Linked DNA regions of Homo sapiens: all the other regions are linked to region 2. Evidence: chromatin contacts called from ENCODE Hi-C or POLR2A ChIA-PET data. All regions are on one chromosome and are shown on one strand. Each heading gives the region's core, a stretch centred on a gene start or an enhancer-like site at or near the end of the contact. The rest is flanking DNA. Distances are from core to core; before and after follow the strand shown. Region 1 holds the start of HIF1AN (hypoxia inducible factor 1 subunit alpha inhibitor). Region 2 holds the start of R3HCC1L (R3H domain and coiled-coil containing 1 like). Region 3 holds the start of ZNF518A (zinc finger protein 518A).

What was found. A loop is a pair of places that touch in the nucleus more often than their neighbours do. ChIA-PET counts read pairs that join two places held with the same protein, here RNA polymerase II (POLR2A). Pooled maps may share reads with other maps.
Region 1: a map of CD8-positive, alpha-beta T cell shows a loop between it and region 2 (11-fold over the local background). The contact joins the promoter of HIF1AN here to the promoter of R3HCC1L in region 2. A Hi-C loop is called at or near these places in 2 of 168 maps with a recorded cell type or tissue (CD8-positive, alpha-beta T cell and naive thymus-derived CD4-positive, alpha-beta T cell) and 10 of 50 pooled maps.
Region 3: a map of naive thymus-derived CD4-positive, alpha-beta T cell shows a loop between it and region 2 (7-fold over the local background). The contact joins the promoter of ZNF518A here to the promoter of R3HCC1L in region 2. A Hi-C loop is called at or near these places in 1 of 168 maps with a recorded cell type or tissue (naive thymus-derived CD4-positive, alpha-beta T cell) and 8 of 50 pooled maps. POLR2A ChIA-PET finds 5 or more read pairs at or near these places in 1 of 52 experiments (CD4-positive, alpha-beta T cell).

Annotation. Positions count from the first base shown.
Region 1 is chr10:100,534,316-100,539,098 of GRCh38, forward strand. HIF1AN (hypoxia inducible factor 1 subunit alpha inhibitor) reads left to right here and starts at 1,628. Exons shown (of 8, transcript NM_017902.3): 1 at 1,628-1,820; 2 at 2,096-2,346. The coding sequence starts at 1,644. RefSeq lists enhancers at 1,388-1,477, 1,548-1,607.
Region 2 is chr10:98,132,190-98,136,448 of GRCh38, forward strand. It overlaps R3HCC1L (R3H domain and coiled-coil containing 1 like), which reads left to right and starts at 2,468. Exons shown (of 10, transcript NM_001351015.2): 1 at 2,468-2,517. RefSeq lists enhancers at 2,895-3,684, 3,027-3,166.
Region 3 is chr10:96,128,729-96,133,315 of GRCh38, forward strand. It overlaps ZNF518A (zinc finger protein 518A), which reads left to right and starts at 1,569. Exons shown (of 6, transcript NM_001330736.2): 1 at 1,569-2,024; 2 at 3,858-3,942. It overlaps LOC124902486 (a long non-coding RNA gene), which reads right to left. Exons shown (of 2, transcript XR_007062254.1): 2 at 327-4,587. RefSeq lists enhancers at 525-1,429, 982-1,621, 1,430-2,333.

The DNA of each region.
Region 1 (4,783 bases), core at 378-2,877, 2.4 Mb after region 2:
AAGGAAAAAAAATTAGTCCGGCATGGTGGTGTGTGCCTTTAGTCCCAGCTACTTGGGAGGCTATGGTAGGAGGATTGCTTGAGCTGGGGAGGTGGAGGTTGCAGTGAACCAAGATTGCATCACTGCACTCCAGCCTGGGTGACAGAGTGAGACCCTAGCTCAAAAAAAAAAAAAAAATTCAAACACTGCAGATAAAATGAAAGCCTTGATTGCCCCCTGCAGCCTCAAACACTTCCACAGAGGTAGCCCTATTATCGGTTTGGTGTAGCATGGTTACTATGTAGCATAATTACATAGTTAAGCCAGTGCATTCATTTCTATTACTGCATAACAAATTACTGTAAATTTAGCAGCCCAAAACACCAATTTATTTTCTCACATATTCCATGAGTCCAGGTACTGGTTGGCTGAGTCCTCAGCTCAGGGTCTTATCAGGCTGAAATCAAGGTGTTGGCTGGGTTAGCGATCTCATCTGAGGCTCCGTGTGTGTCCTTTCCCAAGTTCAGTGGTTGTTGCCAGAATTCAGTTACTTGCATTTGTAGGATTAAGGTGCCCACTTTCTTGTTGGCTGTCACCCAGGAGCCTTTCTCAGCTCCTAGAGTCCACCTGCCATTTCCTGCCATATGGCAGTTTGCTCCTTCAAGGTGAACAGGACAGCTGTGCTGTGGCTTCAAATCTCTTAGATTCTGTCTCTGACCTCTAGCCCTGATTTAAAGGGCTAGAGTGATAAGATGAAGCCCACCAGGATAAATCACCTCTTTTTGACTGCCTTAAAGTTAATTGATTAGGGACTTTAATTACATCCTTGTCATATAAGCTAACCTAATTACAGGAGTGATGCTCTATCATATTCACAGTCGTGTTTTCTTTTAAGGGGAGAAATGTATACAGGATGTGTACACCGTAGGGTACAAATCTTGGGATACATCTTAGAATTGGGCCTCTCACAGCCAGCCATAAGAACTGTCCAAGTAAGCAATAGAGGTATTAATATGGCCTTTTATAATCAGTATAGATTGTTTGAAAATGTGAGATGTCCATGGTTGGCCTCTAATAACATTCGATTCACGGCAAACATATATTCAAGTAGGAGACATGGTGATATAGGCAGAAAAATCAAATGATGCTAAACAAAAGAAAACTGTCTTTGATTTTGAAAGAATTCAACTTGCTGTATATCTTTTGCCTAAGCCTTCAGTCAGCCTTTGCTCTACATCTACCAATGTGATCACTGCTTTTCCTTCTGACTTCTTTAGGTGGGTCAAGAGTTTGCTTTTCTCCCCATTCATGAGTGTAAAGTTTAATGCCTAACTGAACTTGCTTCCTTCTTTGACTCTTGTGTAGACTCGGGCACATGGGGCAACTTTTTTTGTGTTTTGCTCTACCAGGTCGTCCCTATTCCGTGGGACTAGTGTCTAGCCCCATTTCTTCAGCAGTGGAGCCTAGGATGTAGAGCTGCATACTACCATTAGGAGGCGCACCCTCAGGCCTCGGCTCCGCGTTCTTTATGTCTCTGGACCGCTCTCTCTCGCAGCTCATCTCTATGGTTTCCGTTGGGTGTGTGGTTTTTTTGTTTTTTTTTTTTTGGGGTCCGGAATAGGCGGAGCTTCCGGTTCCGGTGGGGGCCGTCCCTGGCGGCGGAGATGGCGGCGACAGCGGCGGAGGCTGTGGCCTCTGGCTCTGGAGAGCCCCGGGAGGAGGCTGGAGCCCTCGGCCCCGCCTGGGATGAATCCCAGTTGCGCAGTTATAGCTTCCCGACTAGGCCCATTCCGCGTCTGAGTCAGAGCGACCCCCGGGCAGAGGAGCTTATTGAGAATGAGGTGGGGGGCGGGGCCGCGTCTAAAGGGAGAGGAGGAAGGTACCCGGTTGAGAGGTCAGAGGTGAATGGTGAAAGAGATGGGAGACTGGCAGGGCTCTAGACTAGGGCCTATGGGAAGATGGAGAGAAAGGCGAGGAGATACGGAACTTAGGGGTTCGTGCTGATTAACAGGAGAAATTATTCTGAAGTTGAGAAGTAGTTGGGATCATGGAGGCCAACCCACCGGCTCCTTGGCATTACTTCATTTGGTGTTTTTCACCTGTTGTTTTCATTTAGGAGCCTGTGGTGCTGACCGACACAAATCTTGTGTATCCTGCCCTGAAATGGGACCTTGAATACCTGCAAGAGAATATTGGCAATGGAGACTTCTCTGTGTACAGTGCCAGCACCCACAAGTTCTTGTACTATGATGAGAAGAAGATGGCCAATTTCCAGAACTTTAAGCCGAGGTCCAACAGGGAAGAAATGAAATTTCATGAGTTCGTTGAGAAACTGCAGGATATACAGCAGCGAGGAGGGGAAGAGAGGTAAATTCCGAAAGCTTAATTTTCTGTTGGATTTAGGACACTCATTTTTCTTTCCTATACTTGTTTGAAGGTGTGGCAGAATTGGGTCAATTAGAGATTGGCCTCTCCCATCTCTGGATTCCAGTTGAAGGAGTAGTCTGGTCTTCCAGCCTTTAAGGGGTTTGAGTTCTTAGTGGTTCTTGGTGCTACAGCCAGCTAGTTCTGTAGCTTGAGGGATGAGGGAATGATTAAACTTGAGCTATGAATCTCTGGGTTCCCATCTTCTTCCTCATAAAGAGTTAGTTGCCTAGAAGGGTCAGGCAGGTGAATGGAAGGAGTAATATCGTCTGTGTGAAATCAGTGATGAGGCTGAAGGCATAAGCCTTGTTCAAAGTGAGAAGCCAAGGCCGGCGGGGGTGGCTCATGCCTGTAATCCCAGCACTTTGGGAGGCCGAGGTGGGAGGATTGCTTGAGTCCAGGAGTTCAAGACCAGCCTGGGAAACGTGGTGAGAGCTAGTCTCTGCAAAATTAAAAACTAAAACAAAAAACCATGGTGAGAGGTCATTACTTGACTCTGCTTGCTTCAGTTTTGGAGTGCAGTTCTAGGGTTGGGAGATATTCCGATTTTCAAGAGAAGTTCAAAATCAGGATTTTTATTTAAAATCTTTTGACTTTAAATGGAGCAACTAAATCAGATTTAAAGAAAAAAAGTTGCAGGGGGCCAAACAAAAATGTTTGTCACTGGATTTAGCTCTGAAAATGCCTGTTTGTAGCCATTGTCCTTAAGTATTGTGATGACTGAGGATAGTTCAACCTGAAAAGTTGTATAGTTTGTTGTGATTCTGCAGTAAAGAAGGTTAGGATTCTCTAGCTTAGGGAAGATCAGATTAAATTTGTTTTTCCTATCACAACAGCAACACAAGACACACAAGACAGTGATTCTTCCTCTCTGCTTTTATTCCTGCTTATGAGGACAGCCTCTTATGTAGGTCCGAGACAGTATTCAGTCCCACACTATAACACTGCCTCTGGGGAATTGCTTTCGCTCAGTACTTCACGGTGAATTACCCTCTCGCATTTGGTGTCCAACCCTGGGTTTCTCTCTAGTCTCTTGCTTCACTCACTCCTGTTCCTGACTCCTTATCAGCAGTCTGTGGCTAAGTGAATGGATTTGAAATATCTTTTTTTCTTCTTCTTAACACTTAGCAGTTGTCATAATGATGGGATTTTTGACCAGAAGAGTTTCCAAGATATGAACTGTGGTCGATCTGTCCATGATGTCTTAATATATTGGTTCAGTTATCTCATGCATTAATTTTCTAAAATTTAACACAGTGTGTGTGTGCACACTTCCATATACACACACCCAACATTGAGAGAAAGATTGATTTAAATGATGCTGTTGGAGTGTGTAATTCCATTGAATGAACATATACCCAAGAATAAGCATAAGATATGTGAATCTTGTGGTTCTTCAGTCGCTTGAAGTTTCTTGTGTCCCATAGTGAGAGCATTTTGCATAAGAATGAGTGTAATCTGTACTTTATGGGTGATTAAAGAGTTTTCAAGGAAAATCTTTAATTGTTTGGAAGTTTTACCCTATCAGCTGACTTTAGCACCGAGCAGCTTCACCAGTCAGCTTCACTTCAACCTGATTGGACAGGTTGTGGCGACTATGGGGTGAAATGTATTAGGATCCTCTGAGCTATTTTGAGCATTAACCATTCTGGTGTAATCATAATATTGTTTAGATTCATATATGGGCAGTATCACTGACTCTTTCAAAGTTACTTGCATATTTTTTGGGTGAATATATAATTATTATCTTTGGGGAGCGTTGCATTGAGTCTTGAGGATTTCATGTTCCTACAAAGGTAGTGTTTCCAACTCATCAAGATTTCCTATTAAGGCTGGGCATGGTAGCTCACACCTGTAATCTCAGCACTTCGGGAGGCAGATCACCTGAGGTCAGGAGTTCGAGACCAGCGTGGCTAACGTGGTGAAACCCCGTCTCTACTAAAAATACAAAAATTAGCTGGGCATGGTGGCACGTGCCTGTAGTCTCAGCTACTTGGGAGACTGAGGCAGGAGAATTGCTTGAACTCAGGAGGCAGAGGTTGCAGTGAGCCAAGATTGCGCCACTGCACTCCAGCCTGGGTGACAGTGAGACTCCGTCTCAAAAAAAAAAAAAAAAAAGATTTCTGATTAACATTGCCTTAAACATTGTGATTCTAGGCAGTGAGATGAGATGCCTTTGAACCTTTCTTTTTTTTTTTTTTTTTTGAGACAGGGTCTTGCTCTGTCACCCAGGCTGGAGTGCAGTGGCATGATCTCAGCTTACTGCAACCTTCACCTCCCAGGCTCAAGCGATCCTCCCACGTCAGCCTGTCAAGTAGCAGGGACCACAGGCATGTGCTGCCACCACCATGCCCAGCTAATTTTGTGTATTTTTAATAAC
Region 2 (4,259 bases), core at 1,218-3,717:
TGGTATGAAATCATTTAATATCTGTCTCTTCCAAGAGAATGTAAACTCCACAAGGGCAGGTAATATTCGGTTCACTGTTGTTTTCTCAGTACCCAGCACTGGTACATAGCAAGCAACAAAATGTATTTTGTTGAATGACTGAATAACCAGGGAACTTTATTTTATTTTTAATTTTTTTGAGACAGGATTGCTCAGGCTGGAGGGCAGTGGCACAATCATGGCCCACCATAACTTTATTCTTGGGCTCAAGCAATCTCCCCACCTCAGCCTTCCAAGTGGCTAGGACTACAGGCTTGTGCCACCATGGCTGGCTAATTAAAAAAATTTTTTTTTGCAGAGATGAGATCTCCTTATGTTGTCTAGGCTGGTCTTGACCTCCTGGGCTCAAGTAATCCTCCCACCTCAGCCTCCCCAGTTGCTGGGATTACAGGCATGAGCCACCACAGTGGGCCTCCTCGGGAATTTTTTAAAAAATGCCCATGTCCACCTACCCTACAGTAAGATTTCCTATAAATCTTCTTTCACTGAACCTCCCAACCACAATACTGGATTCTGATTGCCTGGTGAGTTTTTCCTGCCCACTGCACAGACAAAACCAATTCACTGAGACCATGGCAGAGCAGTAAAGAATTTAATTGATGACAGAGTTATCTTAAATCAAACTCCCTGAAGGTTCAGAGGTTAGGGTTTTTATGGACATTTTGGTGGGCAGGGGGCTAGGGAATGGGTGCTGCTGATGGGTTGGGAATGAAATCATAGGGGTGTGGAAAACAGTCCTCATGCTCTGAGTCCACCTCTGGGTGGGGCCACAGGAGCAGCTGAGTCATGAGTTAGGAGTCCTGAAGAAGGAACAGATTCAAGGAGTACTTGGGAGATAGTGAGAGAAGAAAGAGACCCTCTCATATTGTTTTATATTGTTTTATACTCAGTACCTGTTTTAAGAAAAAAAACAAGGAAGTGAAACCAAAGGCAGGCAGCCCAGCACCAGGCACCAGACCCAAAACCAGACCTGAAACCAGGCCTGGGCCTGCCTGGCCTAAACCTAGTAGTTAAAAATCAACTCATGACTTAGCATAGATTCCAGGCATTGTATGGAAGAACATTGTACTCTGTTCTGTTTCACTCTGACTACCACTGCATGAAGCCCCTGTCACATACACCCCAGATTGCTCAATCAATCACGACCCTTTCATGTGAAATCTTTAGTGTGGTGAGCCCTTAAAAGGGACAGAAATTGTGCACTCGGGGAGCTTGGATTTTAGGACAGTAGCTTGCCGATGCTCCCAGCTGAATAAAGCCCTTCGTTCTACAACTTGGTGTCTGAGAGGTTTTGTCTGCGGCTCGTCCTGCTACAATAGAATCTCCAAGATTTGGTGACCATTTGAATATTGGAGGAAGAGGAAGTGAGAAAGGAGGAATCAGGTTAAAGAGTGAATATTAATGAGTAGGGAGGAGGGGTAGTAGTTTACTTTTCTTTTTTTGGGGGACGGAGTCTCCCTGTGTTGCCCAGGCTGGAGTGCAGTGGTGCAATTTTGGCTTACTGCAACCTCCGCCTCCCGGGTTCAAGCGATTCTCCTTCAAGCAATTCTCCTGCCTCGGCCTCCTGGGTAGCTGGGATTACAGGTGCCCACCACCACGCACAGCTAATTTCTGTACTTTTAGTAGAGACAGGGTTTCACCATGTTGGTCAGGCTGGTCTCGAACTCCTGACCGCAGGTGATCCACCTGCCTTGGCCTCCCAAAGTGCTGGGATTACAGGCATGAGCCACTGTTCCTGGCCCCAGTAGTTCACTTTTCAAGGACACTGGAGATGCCTGTGGGCATGGATGAGGAGAGGTCTTGTCTAGGAAGTTGGGAATACAAACAATGAGCTCAGGTGAGAAGGGACTGGAGTGTCCCCTCTCCCACCCCAATTTTAAGAACTCTGGAAAACACCAATATTTTAGAGGTAAGTTAGAGGAAACAAAGTAGAATGAATTCAGAGAAGGAAAACCTGGATAGTGTCATAGAAAATAAGTGATAATGCCCAATAGCGTCAAATGACTAAAGCTTGAGTTAGATGAGTCCGGAAATACCTCCAATGAGTTTGGCAACAAGGACACTTATGACAACAAGGCATTTTCCATGGGGGCGGAAGCTGCGATGAGGAGTGAACACAGATGAGCAAGTAGAGACAGTGTAGATTATCTTTTTCAAAAAACTTGGCTGTGAACGGAGGAAGTGAGATGGTATAATTGAGTGGAATGTAAGGAGATTTGCGCACGTATATAGCCGAGAGGAATGAGGAAGGGTTGAAGGGACAGGAGCAGAAATGCTCTCCGGCACTCGCCATTTTGCCAGCTTCTCCCCTACGTGACCTGAACTCAGTGGGCGCGGCCGGGCCTCGCGGAAACTACAACCCCCAGAAGGCCCCACGGCGTTGGGGGCGGAGCCGAGGCCTGACGCGCGCCCCAGCGGCGCGAGCGGAAGAGATAGAGCTTCGCGGAGACGGCGGAAGCGGAGAGCAACAGCGCGCCGGTAACAACCAGCCCCGTATCCCCTCCCTCTGTACCTCAAGCTAGGATTTTTAATCCCCACTTCTCCCTTCACAGCCCGGGACAAGACTTCCATTCCGTCGTTTGTTGCTGGTATTTTTTTTCCTCATGTGACGCGAGGGGCCGCCCCCTGCCTGGGGCGGAGGTTACTGGGAAGCTCCCGCCTTCTGACCCCTGCGGGCCCGCGGTTGAGAGGGACCCTCCCGGGGCTCTTTTGCACTCACTGGGGCTCGTGCTCGCTTTGGGCGCTCGCCCCAAATGATCCTGGCGGAAAGGACGTGCTTTTTCTGGGTTTCAACAGGTATTGAGCGGGGTCCCTGGTTACCCCCTCGGGGCTGCGGGGCCGTGGGCCCCCAGGGCTGCCGGCGGTTTCCGGGCTTCGCTTCGAGCCTCGCCTTTGAGCCTCCTCCGCTGCCCGGGAGCCCCGGGCTACGGGCTGGGAGTGAGCAATCTATAAAGGAGCATGTACTTCCTGCTTTTTCTTGGCAGGCCTGCGAAAAACCCCAAGTCCGATCTTTAAAGTTTGTGAGTGCAGCCCCCTCTCAGTTGTGTACGGGAAGGAGCACAGGATTTGGAGTCTGATATCCTGGGGGAAGTCTCAGTCCGCCACTTGGCTGGACCTGTGATCTTTTGTACAGTAGTCTGTTTAGCGCAGCCTCGGTTTCGTTGTCTGAAAAGTGGGGTTAATGTTCTTTGCCCTGCGGCCTTCCAGGGTTGTGGGCTTCAGCAGAAGTGATATTCCTGCGAAAGCTTTGAACTCTAAAGTATGTTTCGGGTATAACCTTGCCATCCCCCAGTCTCCAGTCTAGGTCAGTTGAGTTTTAAAACCAGGTTCATGTCTATACGAAGATCAAATTAGTTAATAAATAGGGGGAAAGTGTCTTTGGAAACGAATCTGAACCATACAGATGTTTTTATGCCAGGTTCCTAGTGAAGAGGTGACCTTAGGGCGTTACCACCTGTGGAGTCAATTTAAAACTTCATCTGGATTTTAAGGCCCACCAGAATTTAGACTCTTCTTCCTCAGCACACACAACTATCTCTTGCTGTTATAACCTTCCTTCAGTATCACACAGGTACAAGCATAAAGCAGTAAACGTTCCTCAGATATGGTTGTACTACAACTAATACCTGTCCCCAGCAGGTCTTGTGTCTTGTGTCACAGTTGAAATTCAGAATATAAATAGCCAAATATCCCATCTGTTTAATTTTTTTTGACATTAAGCTTTGAGACTAAGCAAGTTGCTTATTGTCTTATTTTTCCCCTTACAGAGAATGCTAATTCTGCAATCAGTTTTTTTTTTTTTTTTGGGTAGAATCAGGATTTCACTATGTCGCCCAGATTGGTCTAACTCCTGGGCTCAAATGATCCTCCCGCCTCGACCTCCCAAAGTGTTGGTATTACAGGCGTTTGACACTGTGCCCACTGTGCCCGACCTCTGCGATTAATTTTTAAAGGGGTAAGAAAGTGTAGTTAGGTATTTTTAGTCTGTGTTTATTCTGAATTTATTGATTGAAGAATACTTGAAAATGGTCCAAAAAACAAGAGAGGATGACAGTAAGTTGCATTAGCTTAGTGTACAAATTCGAGCAAATTTGAGTTCAAGTCCTGGTGCTGTGTCTTACTACAGGTTGGAGTATCCTTATCTGAAATGCTTGGTACCAGAGTGTTTCAAATTTCAGATTTTGGTATATTTGCATATACATAGTTAGATATCTTTGGGA
Region 3 (4,587 bases), core at 319-2,818, 2.0 Mb before region 2:
TTTTTCCAAACTAACATCGTTTTTTGTTATTAAAAGAAAAATCTCGTTCTCTCTCTTTCTGCTGTGATGTGTGTGCATGTCTGGCTTGCACAGAAATGAGGACCTGAAGAGAGATGGGTGATGTACGATGCGGAATAAAATCCACTTTGTAAACATGTTCTTCATTCCATAATGGCATCCCCTTTGGTATTTACAGAAGATTTCTCCTTGTGTGTTTTACACAAGCATAAATATGACTAATGTGAATTTCCGCTCATTCGCCTTTTCTAGGTGGAATTGTGTAGCCCAGTAAACACAATAATAAAGAAGGCTTCCTAAAGACAAAGTGAGGATTTCTCAGTGTGCTTTTTATTAAAGGATGGAGAAAATCTTGCATTTGGCTACAGGCTGACATTTTCAAAAGCCTGCCCTAAGACAATGAAAAATATGTATCATACACATATTTTAAAAAATTTTTAAAAATTATAAATGTCATACATGCTACTTAAGAAAACACGGAACATTAAAAAATGAAAAATCTGATCATAGTTTCACTTTCAATTTATTGGTATATCCTTCTGCGCCAAGGTTTTTTGTTGTTGCTTAAACGTTTGCCGCCACTTATTCCCTCCCCACATTTTAAAAGGAAGATAATTTATGTAGAATTATGTAGAAAGTGAGGTATCAATTAGTAGGTTGGATTTATAAAGAACAGAAGAGGAGCCACACTGGCCTTTGGGGTAAAGCCAACCATATTAACTGTCCAGCCCTGTTGTCAGGTAGAGGAAGTATTCGTTTGAGGGAGATGTGAGCCTCCCTCATTGTGAAGATAGTTTTTGATCAATTATTCAATATATACAGGTTTGGAGTTCAGTATGTCTTCTAGAACTACTGGCGGCAGCTTCTTTCGTTGACGTGGGCTACAATGGTTGCTAAAACCTGCGTGCCAGAAGCCAGAGGTGGGGAGGCGCCATTTGCTAAACCGGAACTGGTTAAAATCTCAGGGTGGAGACCATTCCCAGTCAGCAAGGGCTTGGGAAGTGCATACAGTTCCTGCTCCTGGTGTCTACTCTGAAGAGCACAGAGTAGACGTTTGTCTGCCATTTCACCGGCAGTAAGATCAGCAGCTGCTGGTGAGCAAAGAGGTAGTAGTGGGTCACTGGACTGGTGGGCGCCGGGGCCGCGCGCTAGATGGAGAGGTCAGCGGCGAACCCAGCTCCATGGCCTAGTCTCGTCAGACCGAGCGCGGACCCTGCCGGCCTCCGTTCTCTTCCGCTTGTCTCAGGTAAAGCGCAGATCCCTCCGCCGCAGCGTGCGCTCCCGGTAGCGCTGCGATCAGCTTTTCGGCAATACCCGGATGGAAGTGTAATGGCCGCCATCAGGGACTCGCAGGCAATGGGTACTACGACAGGTATTCCCCGTCAGCGGGACTGCCCAGACCTTTTAGGATGTCAGAACTTCTAGAGGGCCACCCAGCAGGCAAACGGCGAGTTTGTGGACCGTCAGGGTCCCCCAAACAGGTCCAGGGATCCGCCTCTTGTGAGAGGAAGCGCGAGTTAAATAGTCCCGGCCATTCAGCGCTTCCGCTTAACTTGCCGCAAAGTTTTTCTGGAGAAGTCGGGGTTTTTTTGCCGAGCGCTTTTGCCGACTGCTAGAGCTTACCCTTACTTTCTTAACCTGGGGTTGTTTTACTTCCGGGCTTTTTGAACTCTACACTCTCCTACATTCTAGGAGCTGGGTGGGAGTAGGAGACGGTGTGCCTCCGCGCTCCCCGCGGGGCAGCCGAACCCCGGAGGAAGGGGCGGATCGGGCGCGGTGTTTGGGGCGAAGCTGGGCGCGCGGCGCTCGAAGCACTCACTCGGCGGGTTTCGTGGTTGGTGGAGACAGCAAGGGCGCCCCGCAGACCGCACCCCTCGAGCTATAGGTTCGCAGGCCCGACTCGACGGCGTCCCTATTGCTGGCCCAGCGTATGGTCATTGGGGGCCATTTCTTGCAGAGATGCCCTGCTCCCTGACGCGCTCGCTCTTCTCCAGAGTTGGCCAAAGGTGCTCTTCCCCGCAGACCCTAACCACACCCAGTGGCAGTTGGATTTCTTTGTAACTGGCTTTCTCACATGTAGGGTTCATTTTGACTCTATTCGTTACATGGTGTCCTCTTTGTCAAGTAGACAGTCTCTTCCTAGGTGGCTGTGGTAATTGAAAAGTACATAGAGCGAAATGTATATAAGGAAAAATGTTTTAACTCTTAAGTGGACCGATCAAACAGATGTAGCTTTAAAGTTCAGAATACAACAGTTAAGACTCAGTTTTCTTTTTAGGTTTAAATTTGAGAGCAAGTAGTGTATGTGAGCTGTTTTAGTGCAAACATTGTTGAGTATGTTGTCAAACGTCTAAAAAACCCTAGAAAAATAAAATAAGTCAATGTTCAAGGAATTCATAAGAATGTTGGAATTTGTACAGTTGTCGCAGTGATAAAACATGAAGACACCAAACTGTCAGGATAGGAATTCTATTAACTTGAAAGTGTGCATGTTAGATCTAGTTACTGGTAATTGTTGAATTGCTTTTTCTGCAGCAAGGGGTCTGATTTGAGTGTACTCTAAGGTTGATATCCTCAGGTTTAATTTAAAACATTTAAATTGATTCAGTGAAATTTCCTAACATTTTTTGAGTTTAACTGCAAATTTATAGAAATGCATTCACTATCTTTCAGCAAAATTGTCTTTTCTGAAATTTATAAAGAGACATTGCGTTCTGTTAACACTTTGAGGGTGTTGGGATTTCCTGGGGAAGGTAAGCATAGTAAACGATGTTGATTTTTGCCATAGAAACTGTAAATTAGATCATCCCTAGATACAGAAAATTGCCAACAAAAGGGGAGAATAAAATGTAGGTATGTTACACAACCAAATGTTTCCTGTTTGTTGCGTGAAAATAAGTATAATTACCAAATAAAACGTTTTATATCTGGTTTTATGGAAGGACAAAAGACAGTAACCACAATGAACACCCACTGTGTGCATTGATAATGTATGAACTTTTAAATGCTTCAATTTTTTGCCATGGTCACACTTCGGATTCTGTTCTAGTCTCTCTGGTAATAGTATGCTGTAATCCCAGAAGTTTCTATATTTTGAAATATTACAGAGGGACTATACTTTAGCCTAGATCTATAATTTGACTTCAGGATATGCTTTAAATGCCCTTTAAGTGTATTTTTGTTGTTTACTTTTCTGTTTATAGTTGTTTAGAATTGTTCTCATTGAGGCATTGTGACATTGCATACTTTAGAGCACTTAATACTACTTTTTTTTTTTTTCTTTAAATGATAGGAGACTTGAATCTTGCCCACATTCCTTCAGGTATGCTACTGAAGGTTTTGTGGCAAAGTGCTATTAGCAGAACAAAAAGGTTTTAACACCGTCTTGAAATTTTTATTTATTATCTGGTCCCAGGTGTGTAGGCTGTGAGTATTTCAGTTCTATATGGGGTATTGGCTTCTCATGGTGAGCAGTTTTCATGGCATATTAGATACCAGAAATGAGTATTAAGGGTTAGTATTGTGGTGGTAGGATAACTGAATTGGAACCGGATCCAGATATTATTTCTAGTTTTGTGACTTTGGGCAAGGCTCATTTTCTTTTTCTTGTAATAAATGAAGATACTGAGTTAGATTGATTCTAAGCTTTAGGTTGTGACTTTTGCAAATTTGTGACATGTTATCACTGGTCATCAATGATGTATGCTTAAGTGTATAGAAGTTTTTTCTTAGTTTTTTTTTTTTTTTTTTACATTTCTTTATACACCTAAGTTGAATGTGAAGTGTAATTGAACAGTTTTTGTCGTCAAAAGTTTTAAAATCTTGGTCTTCATTTCCAGATATCATCTCTTCTTTTGATCACTGTTCCTGATTGTGACATTGTGCAAGTGTTAAATTGTGTGCCTTTTGTTCCTGAAGAAAGAGGTATGGTAAAGATTGAAATACTGGAGTATATAGTCTATTAAGTAGTAAGTTGGTATGTTTTAATATTGGACTAAATAAAGTAAAATATAGGTTAAGTATCCCAAATCCAAAAATCCAGAATGCAAAATTTTTTGAGTGCTGACATGATGGTCAAAGGAAATGCTCTTTGGAACATTTTGGATTTTGAATTTTTGGATTTGAGATGCTCAACTGGTATAATGCAAATACTCTAAAATCCTAAAAAAGAAAAAGAAAAAAAGAATGAAACCCTTCTGTTCCCAAGCATTTCAAATAAGAGACACTCAACCTGTAGTTTTACATATACATGAGTTTTCATAAGTTATATAAGTTATAGTTTTATTTTATTTTTTGGCTAAAATAAAATACTTAAACATGAGTTTTCATTTTAATCTAAGCAAAAAAAGTAATTTTTGGTTTCATAGTTTATTACTTAACATTTTATTAGAAATCCAAATATAACTTTAACTATCATCCTTCTGAATAGAAAAGTGGCATTAAAGTCTTCTGGGTAATGAACAGTGGAGATAAAGGTGGTAGATAGATGTTTCAAAGCTATATGAATGGCCAGAAGATTGTGGTTTTGGTCTAGTAAGTGCAAAGCAATGTACCTAAAGAAAAATTATC